2 separate regions of the Homo sapiens genome follow, and region 2 is linked to region 1. Evidence: chromatin loops called from intact Hi-C (ENCODE). Cell type or tissue: mammary epithelial cell. All regions are shown on one strand.

Region 1 (5,000 bases):
CTTGGTTATAGAAGACAAGGGTTTAACAGGACACTAATAGCAATTATGTCATGTTCTAAACCTTTTGTTTTTATTTGCTTGGAAGCTGAGGCCCAGGAAAGTTGAAGGACTTCCTCAAGGTCACAGAATCAGGACTAGTTTCTAGACCTCCTAACTCCAATCCCATTTGAACTTAGGGGGTAGTATATGACTGGTGTCTGACTGATACCAGTCAGAAAACAGATGGGTTGTGTGGATGAATCAGCTACACTTCTATCCTTTTCACATAACCCAGACAGTTCAAAGGAGTTGGAGATGCATTTGCTGTATTTTGCTTTTTGCAAAGGATAAGTGTCTCTTCCCAACTTTTATGATTTGAATAATGATTTAACAATGAAGATCCTGGAAACACAAACTCTATGGGAGGTTGGTAAACTTTTATTTATAAGATATGCTTATAAATAAAGGATATCTTTATTTTCAGTGCTGGGCTGCTCAGGATTAGACTAGAGTGAAGAAAACTGGATTGTATTTAGATTTTTCTGATATATTTGAAAGCTGAAAAGAAAGTATAGGAAATAAATACTTTTTTTTCATTTAAGATTTTAAAAGGAATTTAAGTGCTTGTTAAAAAAAAAGTTGCCTCTTGACTGTCGGTAATCTTTTCGGCAGACATAGAAAGGGAAACCTTTATACCTTTGTATTTTTAGTTCCTAACAAAGGACAACTGTGCATGAATGGGGAGAACATTAACCCCCACTTGCCCTCAAATGTAACCTGTGATCACATTGTGCCAACTACACCAGTGAGCACCAACAAATATAGTTATTAATTGAGGTTTCTCAAACATCTGGACTTTTGGCACCCAGAACCAAAATAGCTGGACATTTGTTTGAATTCTCTACTTGTTTTCCAAGCTTGACATTGAGTCAGAATAATAGCAGTTATAGACTACTTCCTATATGCCAGAGTCAGGCTAAATGTTTTACCTGTATTAGCTTGTTTAACCTTCACAACCATCAAATGAGTCCTAAAGTATGAATGATTCCTTTTAGAGATGAGGGTACTGAGGCTCAGAGAAGGAAGCACAGAGCTGATATGAGAACACTGTCTGTCTGATTATAAACCCTGAACTGAGAGTGTTTCATTTTGGCAAAATGACTACAGAGGGCAACAAATGATATAAATCCAATTTGTAGCTACCCTACTAAAAGAAAGAGTGACTGTACAATATCTGAGTTAATAACATTACTCAGTAGTATCACCATTGTTAGCAAATTTGATAATTTGGGGAAAATTTTTCCTTCTCTTGAATTACTCTGATGCATTCAAATTCACCTGATAATTGTGTATTACATGTATTACCCTTTGAGTATTAAAACAACTGAAAATACCTGCATCTTTGTCAGATTAAATAATTTAGAAAATGAAAAAATACACAAAAACAAATTAAATAAACATAAGACTCAATCCCTGGGTTAAAGATGAATATTGCAGTTTTCTTTACTAGTTAGTGGCTAGAGTTTTAACTAGGTAACCTTGAGCAAGTTACTTAATCTCTTAAGCCTCAGTTTTCTCATCTTTAAAACACAAATGATAACAAAACCTACTTTAGCCTACTTTGCTAAAGGATGGAATAAAAAAATGCATGTAAAGTGCTTAACACAGTGCCTGGCTTATAGCATGGTTTCAAAACATAGTTAATTATCTGTCATAACTTAAGCTGGTACCATGGGAGAACTGGAATTCAGAAGTACACCTGAGGTCTACTCCCACCAATGGGGTGGGGGGCTGGGGTGGGTCACTGGAGAGCAGAGAAACCTCATGCAACTTTCACCCTTTCTCCTTGTTTCTGGATCTTCAGTCGCAGAAGTAAGCCAGCTTCACTTCCTCTGTTACTACTGCCCCCTGCTGGCTGGGGAGGGAAAGATGCGATGGCAGAGCTGAAATTGTTTGCTTTCCTTTCTCTGCTTCTCACACTTCTCTGTGCCAGGTCTTCAGGTTTCTTTAAATATTAAAGCTGACTAACCCTAGCCTCCTGTAAAAGGATGTGAGAGCATGAATATGATCACTCTCTCTTTAGTACTGTAAAATTTTATGGTTATGTAGAAATTCAATGTTAAAAAAACCCCAACAACTCTATGATGAAATTTCTCTGGATAAATAATTAGTTATGCCCAGAGACACATTGTGGGGGCAGTGCATTTTTTGACCTTTCAACATAGACAGATGGTTTACGCATCTTCAGCATTCAGAGTTTTCTGAGGAGCATTATATAATCTCAGTGTGGTCACCAAATGAAATAAGAAATTCCTCATTTGGCAGATGGAGCTTGCGTATCGAGTTCATAAACTTTAATACTTCTCCCAAGTCCAAAATCAGAGACAACCTGCTCCCAAGTCAGTTTCCCATTTGCACTTAATTAGGGAGTGTGTTTTGGAGGTCAGTGAAAACCAGTGGAGTATGTTTTCATAATAACTTCCCTCACAATAAAATTATTTGGGAGGCAGCTATCCAACTTTTTCTGGAATGAGGGCAAGAAAAATGGGGACACAAAGTGAAGTTATTGGATACCTTATCTGGAACTGCCCAAAATGTTGACTGAGATCCAAAGAACACACAGTACCTTCTGGATCAGGGAAAAGGAGCCAAATGTTTTTATAGTCCCAACAATTTTCTTAACTACAATTTTGCTTCATTTCTAACAACGAAGTGAAGTACTTTTAAGGATTCCAAATACTAGAGAACAAAAGCCTTCTCAGAGTTGTAATCATGTCATACAGAAATAGAGACAGTAAGTATCCTGGTTAAGGAAAATGTGAATATGTGGATGAACAAAAGTGACTGGTAGTTAGGACAGGTAGCCAGACTGTCACTTACTGGCTGGATGCTTTTGTGTATTTGGGTTTAACAAAGATAACATGGTGAGTCCCAAACATGTTGCACCTCACTTTATAAAGTGTGATATCACTGTAGCTGTAGGAAAGTGTATTGTGCTTGTATTAGCCTTTTTCTAAAATGTCCTAGAATAATTCTAAGTCACAAATCAAATTAGAGAGAGTAAACTTCCTTAATAGATTAAGAAATCAAATTCTGATAGACTAGTACTTCTTTGTAGTTTTTTAAATAATATTTTTGCTATTTTTTCTGAGACAGAATTTTGCTCTTGTCACCCAGGCTGGAGTGCAATGGTGCAATCTCGGCTCACTGAAACCTCTGCCTCCCGGGGGTCAAGCTATTCTCCTACCTCAGCTTCCCGAATAGCTGGGACTACAGGCATGTGCCACCACGCCCAGCTAATTTTCTTTTCCTTTCTTTTTTTTTTTTTTTTGTATTTTTAGTAGAGATGAGGCTTCTCCATGTTGGCCAGGCTGGTCTCAAACTCCTGACCTCAGGTGATCCACCCACCTCGGCCTCCCACAGTATTGGGATTACAGGCGTGAGCCACTGCACCTGGACTATTTTTGCTATTTCTAAATTGCATTTGGCTTTTATAACTCCCATCAATCTAGAAGGACATGGCAAGATCCATAAATTTCTGAATTGTGGTTGGTGAACTTTTATCTCAATATGAAGCTGATGGCTGCAATATGTTGAAAGGATTTTCAACCTCATATACAGAATATGGTTAACTGTTTCCTCTTTCTCTTACTCGTACACACACACACACACACACACACACACAATGACTTGAGGTAAGATTTGTTATAATTATACTGTGTATGTTCAGTGAGAAATTGTTCTGAGATGAAGTCCTGAGGCTTCTCAACCAAATTTCTCTCAAAGGCAGTTCATATGTCAAGTTGTTACATTCACCAAATGACTGAAGTGTAACCATAACAAGGGAGCATGACCCATGCATCAGAATGAATACACTATTTCTCTTTAGTCTCTTAATTTAATAGTGATGATAACAAGGAATTTGTTATACTTCGTTTCCAATATTTGGCAGATCATTTGGATTATGGCCTTTATAAGTTACCTGTACGTAAATCACCCTAAATTCAGTTCAGCTGGTATTTTTCAGTGGCAACAGAAGTAACTTCATTTTATATATTAATTGTATGAGGTTTTGATATTTCAGGCTGCTATTTTAGGTCATGTACTGTGTGGTAGGCAGCTGCTAAGATGTCCCCCACTTATCCCTGTCTCCTGGTATTGACGCTGTTCTCTTCAGTATCACTGAACTTACATCTAATGAATAGAACATGATAGAAAACGATGGGATGTTCTTAACAAGGTTAGGTTAGAAAAAGACTGTGGCTTCTGTCTTGGATGCCCTCTCTGGATCTCTCTCTCTGGGAGCCTTCAGGCTTTGGGAAGTATGCTGCCATATTGTATATGGCCCTATGGGGAGATGCCCAGATGACAAAAACCAACCAACCAAACAAAACCCACAAAACCTAAAAATAAAAAATAAACCCTTATAAACCTGGTCAACAGCCAGTGAGTACCTGAAGCTTGCCAAGAGTCGCATGAGCAGTCTTGGAAGCAGATCCTCCCCTAGTCAGGCTTTGAGATGACTGCAGCCCCAGCTCATACCATCATTGCAGCTTTGCAAGAGACCTGGAACCAGAATGCACTCAGCTAAGCCATGCCCAGATTCTTGACTCATAGAAATTGTGAGATTGTAAATGTTTGTTATTCTGAACAGCTAAGTTTTGGGCATATTTGTTACATAGCAATTGATAACTTACAAACCTCTCTAAGTCTATGGATGGCTAAATATCACAGAGTAGCCATCCTTAAGAATAGTCAGAATAGTCAGTGATCAAATACTCTGATCCATATTCTTTGGCAGAAATTATAAGCCAGGTCTTCATCTAAAAGAAGAAATGTGATTCCGGGCAAGATGGCCTAATGGGAACAGCTCTGGTCTGCAGCTCCCAGCAAGACCAACGCAGAAGGCAGGTGATTTCTGCATTTCCAACTGAGGTACCCAGTTCATCTCATTGGGACTGGTTAGACAGTGGGTGCAGTGCATAGAGGGCGAGCTGAAGCAGGGTGGGGCATCACCTCAC
Region 2 (5,000 bases), 210 kb before region 1:
TAATGGTGAGAGATAGGGGTCTAGTTTCATTCTTCTGCATATGAATATCAAATTTTTCCAGCTCCATTTATTGAAGACTGTCCTTTCTCCAGTGAGTGTTTTTGAAATCTTTGTTGAAAATCAGTTGGCTGTAAATATGAGGATTTATATCTGGGTTCTCTATAATGTTCCATTAGTCTATGTGTCTGTTTTTAAACCAGTACCATGCTATTTTGTTTACCATACTGTTTTGTAAATATTCTGCTTTGTAGTATATTTTAAAATCAGGCAGTGTGCTGTCTCTAGTACTGTTTTGTTGTTCAGAATTGCTTTGAATAGTTGGGGTCATCTGTGGTTCTATACAAATTTTAGGATTGTTTTTTTCTGTGAAGAATGCCATTGATATTTTGATAAAGATCATGTTGAATCTATAGATTGCTCTGGGTAGTATGATAATGTTAACAATATCAGTTCTTCCAGTTTATGAGCATTAGATGTCTCTCTATTTTTTTGTGCTCTCTTCAATTTTTTCATCAGTATTTAATAGTTTTCCTTGTAGAGATCTTTCACTTCTCTGGCTAAATTTATTTCTAGATATTTTATTTTATTTTTTTGTAGCTCTTATAAATGGGATTGCTTCTTGATTTATTTGTCAGTTTGTTTGTTCTTGATGTATAGAAACATTACTGACATTTGTATGTTGATTTTATATCCTGTACTTTTACTGAATTTGTTTACCATTTCTAAGAGTTTTTTGGTGTAGCCTTTAGGTTTTTCTCTATATAAGATCATGTTGTCTGCAAACGGACAATTTCACTTCCTCCTTTCCAATTTTGATGCGCTTTATTTTTTTATCTTGCCTGATTGCTCTAGCTAGGACTTTCTGATAGATCCCACTTGATCCTGAAGTATAATCTTTTTGATGTGCTACTGGATTTTGTTTGTTAGTATTTTGTGGAGCATTTTTGTATCTATGTTCATCAGGGATATTGGCTTATAGTTTTCTTTTTTTGTTGTTGTGTCCTTATCTGGTTTTTGTATCATGGTAATGCTGGCCTCATAGAATGAATTTGAAAGAATTCCCTCCCTTCAATGTTTTGGAACAGTTTGAGAAAAATTGGTATTAGTTTTGCTTTAAAATTTGGTAGAATTCAGCAGTGAGGCCACCTGGTCCTGTAGCTTACTTTGCTGAAAATTTTTATTATTGATTTAATCTCATTACTTGTTATTGGTCTGTTCAAGTTTTATATTTCTTCTTGGTTCAAGCTTGGTAGGTTGTAAGTGTCCAGGAATCGATCCATTTCCAATTTGTTAGAACCAATAGGTTTTCCAATTTGTTGGCATATAGTTGTTCATGATAGACTTTCACGATCCCTTGAGTTTCTGTGTTATCAGTTGTAATGTCCTCTTTCTTCATTTCTGATTGTATTTGGGTATTTTCTCTTTTTTTCTCAGTCTAGTTAATGACTTGTCAATTTTGTTTATCTTTTCAAAAAACCAATTTTTAATTTTGCTAATCTTTTGTATTTTTTGGTCTCAATTTCATTTATTTTTGCTCTGATCTTTATTATTTGTTTCCTTCTAATTTTAGATTTGGTTTATTCTTGCTTTTCTAGTTCCTTGAAGTGCATTGTTAGGTTGTTTACTTGCAATCTTCCTACTTTTCTGATGTAGGAAAACGTTTTTCTGATGTTTTATTGCTATAAACCTCTTGTAGGCAGCATATAGTTGGGTCTTTTTCATTATCCATTCAGCCGGTCTAAGTCTTTTAATTGTAGAATTTAATCTTCTTACATTCAAGGCTATTATTGACAGGTGAGGACTTACTCTTGTGATTTTGTTAATTGCTTTCTGGTTGCTTTGTATATTCTTTGTTCCTTCTTTTCTCCATTATTGTTTATCTCTGTGGTTTGGTGGTTTTTCATAGTGATAAGGTTGGATATCTTTAGATATACTTTTAATCAAATTGAAATAACAGGACATAGGCAGGAATATTATTTTTACTATTGAAAAGATACAAGCAAGAACAGATCATTACAACAGGGCAACATCTGTTCAGGGATGCATTGCTTATGCTGTAATCAGGGAACTGAAATATTGTTTCTTTATCTCATTTTATTCTCACTCTCCCCCTCTGCTGGGTATTACTATTATCTCCATTTAACTGCTGAGGAAACTCAGGCTGAGAGGTTAAGTGACTCATTCAAGGTCACCCAGCTGAGATGTGCCAGAATTGATGAGCCTATGACTGTAAAAATCCTGAACCTGTGTTTTTAACTAGGACATTTTTCTGTCTTAGATGTGACAGTCTCCTATGAGATGAGCTTATGCAGTTCTAAGATGCTGGTGGGATGAGAAGAGACCTTGAATGTGAGGGTTAAGCTCCAATTAGATATTTGTGCTGAAGTTTGTGGACCAGAGACCTTGTGATCCTGCACTTACCTCAGAGATAAGCTCTCTGTTCTCTCTGTCCCCAGTGGGAAGAGAAAAGGGGGTGACAAAGGGGATGGGGATGACTTTAGATTGTTAGGTGAATGAGCCAGTGCAGCCCCAGGGCAGAGAAAGCAGAGTGTAAGAGGAAGGCTAGTTAAGGCAGTGATACTTTATGGCTTACTAATGAATTCCATTTTATAGCCCAACTCCCTTAAGTTGTCTCTTCCTGTGATTAATTCTTGTTCTCTTTGTCCCCTTTAAGCAGACGGTTGTTGATAGGGAGTGTTCAGTGTTGAATGAGTAAAATGTACTAATGCATGTTTTCTTCAACCAGAGATAACCTTGCTTTAAACATGATGAATGTAACTTTTACAAGGGAAGATATCATCAGGAAAAGAGGGCTTGCGGCTTATGCATTGGACACTCAGGTATAAGCTCATTGCCTAGCAGCATTTCAATCTCAATCTCCCTCTCTTTCTCTCCTGACCATTTTGAATCACTTAATCTTTCTGTCAGTGTCCCTAAAATGAAGTGATTCACTGATGTAAATAAGCCAACTGACTGCTTTGTCCTGGATTTAATCAACAAGTTTTTTTTTCTCAAAAATATTTCACGCCTTTTTCTTCCCAAGTTAACGTTGAGACAAAGAAGCAGGGTTTTCCGGGAAAACTGTAGAGCTTAAAAGTCATTAAGAGTCATTAAATTACACAGGATTAGAAGTGACCTGTGTAATTTTTGAGGATCAGAGGACTTTGGTTCTCCTTATGTGTGCTTGTGCACAGACTCGCACAGACTTGGAGAGAGAATAGAGAGGTTGTTCTGGTTAGGATTATACACTTAGTAATTCAACCCAAACTGTCTCAATACCAGACTTCTTAGTTTTGGCGCAAGCCATCAAAATATACAAAGTAAAACCACCAGTCACTATCATTTATAGTCATATATTTATAGGGGTGTGTTCAGTATTGAGAAAGTTCTAGATAAGGTGAGAAGGCTGACCCCTTTGCTGGGACTCAGAAGAGAGGCACACACAATGTCGATGTCCATTTGAAAATAGAGGAAAAAAAAAAGAAAAGCTATTTTTGCATGAACAAATTATTTGCACATCTAGGTTCTTCCAGCTCTTGCAAAGGATCTCTTCCACGCTGGCAGGAAAAGACTTTAGCTTAAAGAGGGGGGAAAAAAATCTCTCTCCCAGAACTGATAACCAAATAAAATACTGTTATATTTTCTGTCTAATAAGCACAAGAAGTTCCATAACTCCCTTGATTAAGCATATTATCCTTCTTCAGAAAGTCAGCATGATTTATGCAAAAAGTGATTTGGACATACTTTCTCCGGCCATGGAGATTTCATAATTCCTGGTGTATGTCTGGAAAATCTCCCCTCGTCGTGAGTCCAAACCAAATTAATGTCTTCCAGAATGACCTGAGGAATTAATGAGGTTTTTGCTGTCAGTTTTACCCATCCAGGGTCAAGTAAATCATTTGCTGGCTCTCGGGGCGCTGTTTGTCTGCTGCCTCTCTGACTCCACGTTCAATGATAACAACGTTGCAGATGCCTTTGAAATACGGCATCACCGACACTCTCCGTCCATCTGCTGGGACATATTTTAGGCTCTGCTTCTCTTTCTGCTGTAAACTCGGCCTTTAATGGAGTCAGTAATTGCTGATAAATGGGGTATCAATGAAGTCAGTGCACTGGAGGTTTCCCCATTCTTTTCTGCTGATGTTTGCTATTTAAATCTCCTCTGACGTTACTGAAAATTATTGTGTGCCCAGCTCTTTAATTCCCCTACTGGTGTTCTTGGCTGAAGACTTGAGTTATTTTTTCCCTTCTTCTTTTTGGACAAACTAAAGCTGGTTGGGAAGAGGCTTTCCTGGGGAGCCTTTTGTTCTTCCTACCAGAAGCAGCTCTCAAACCTGCTGTCAGATCACGTGCAGAGAACTGGTTGGAGTCTTTTGGCTTTTTCTGCCCCTCTTCCACCATCCACATGCCGGGACCAGCTCCTTGGTAAACCTAAACTACGAGATCATTTGAAGGTTTCAGAAGTTTGACTTACCTTGTTTTTCTTTACTAAAGGTCTAGAGCTTTAGTGTTTGTAGATAAACTCATCACTGTTTTTTGCCTTTGTTTCTTTAGCTGTTTACAAATGAAGATTTAAAGTAAAAGCAAAGATTGTCTCCCTCCATCCTGTTCTCCTCATTTCTTTAATTTTGCATTTTGCATGAATACGTGATCGAGCTGCAGGTGCTGATGAGGCAACCCTGAGAGGGCAAGTGGTGTCTCATGTGGATCCTTAGCTACGTGTCCTGAGGAACCAGAGCTTGCTGCTTCCCACTTACCCTTTCAAAAATAGGAAAACCTGCGAACACTACCCACCAACCCCTGAGTTTCTGCTACCAGCCTGCCATAGGGATGTAAACATGCTCTAGTGAGTCATAAAAGGCTGAAGTTTAGTCTGAGTCTCCTTGACCTCCCACAGCCTCGGTTTTCTGAGCTATAAAATGGGGATGACCAGAGGTGCCTTACTTACCACATGGGATTTGGAAATGCTGCTTCTGTTGCTTGCTGACATTTTTGGGCAC

What was found. Hi-C counts contacts between places; a loop is a spot of excess contacts. Peaks named below come from ENCODE experiments on the same cell type or tissue, not always from the same donor. Only the 100,000 strongest peaks of a DNase experiment are listed, where the experiment ranks them.
Region 2: it touches region 1 in a loop (13-fold over the local background); 7 of 110 quality-filtered maps call a loop at or near these places.

The regions. Positions count from the first base shown.
Region 1 is chr1:221,201,764-221,206,763 of GRCh38, forward strand. No RefSeq gene overlaps it. Among named protein-coding and RNA genes, the nearest start is that of LINC02817, 130 kb to the right of the region's middle. In mammary epithelial cell, a CTCF peak has its summit at 1,891 (motif pointing left); no DNase peak of the experiment used is centred here; H3K27me3 peaks cover 120 bases.
Region 2 is chr1:220,988,451-220,993,450 of GRCh38, forward strand. No RefSeq gene overlaps it. Among named protein-coding and RNA genes, the nearest start is that of HLX-AS1, 110 kb to the left of the region's middle. In mammary epithelial cell, a CTCF peak has its summit at 2,114; no DNase peak of the experiment used is centred here.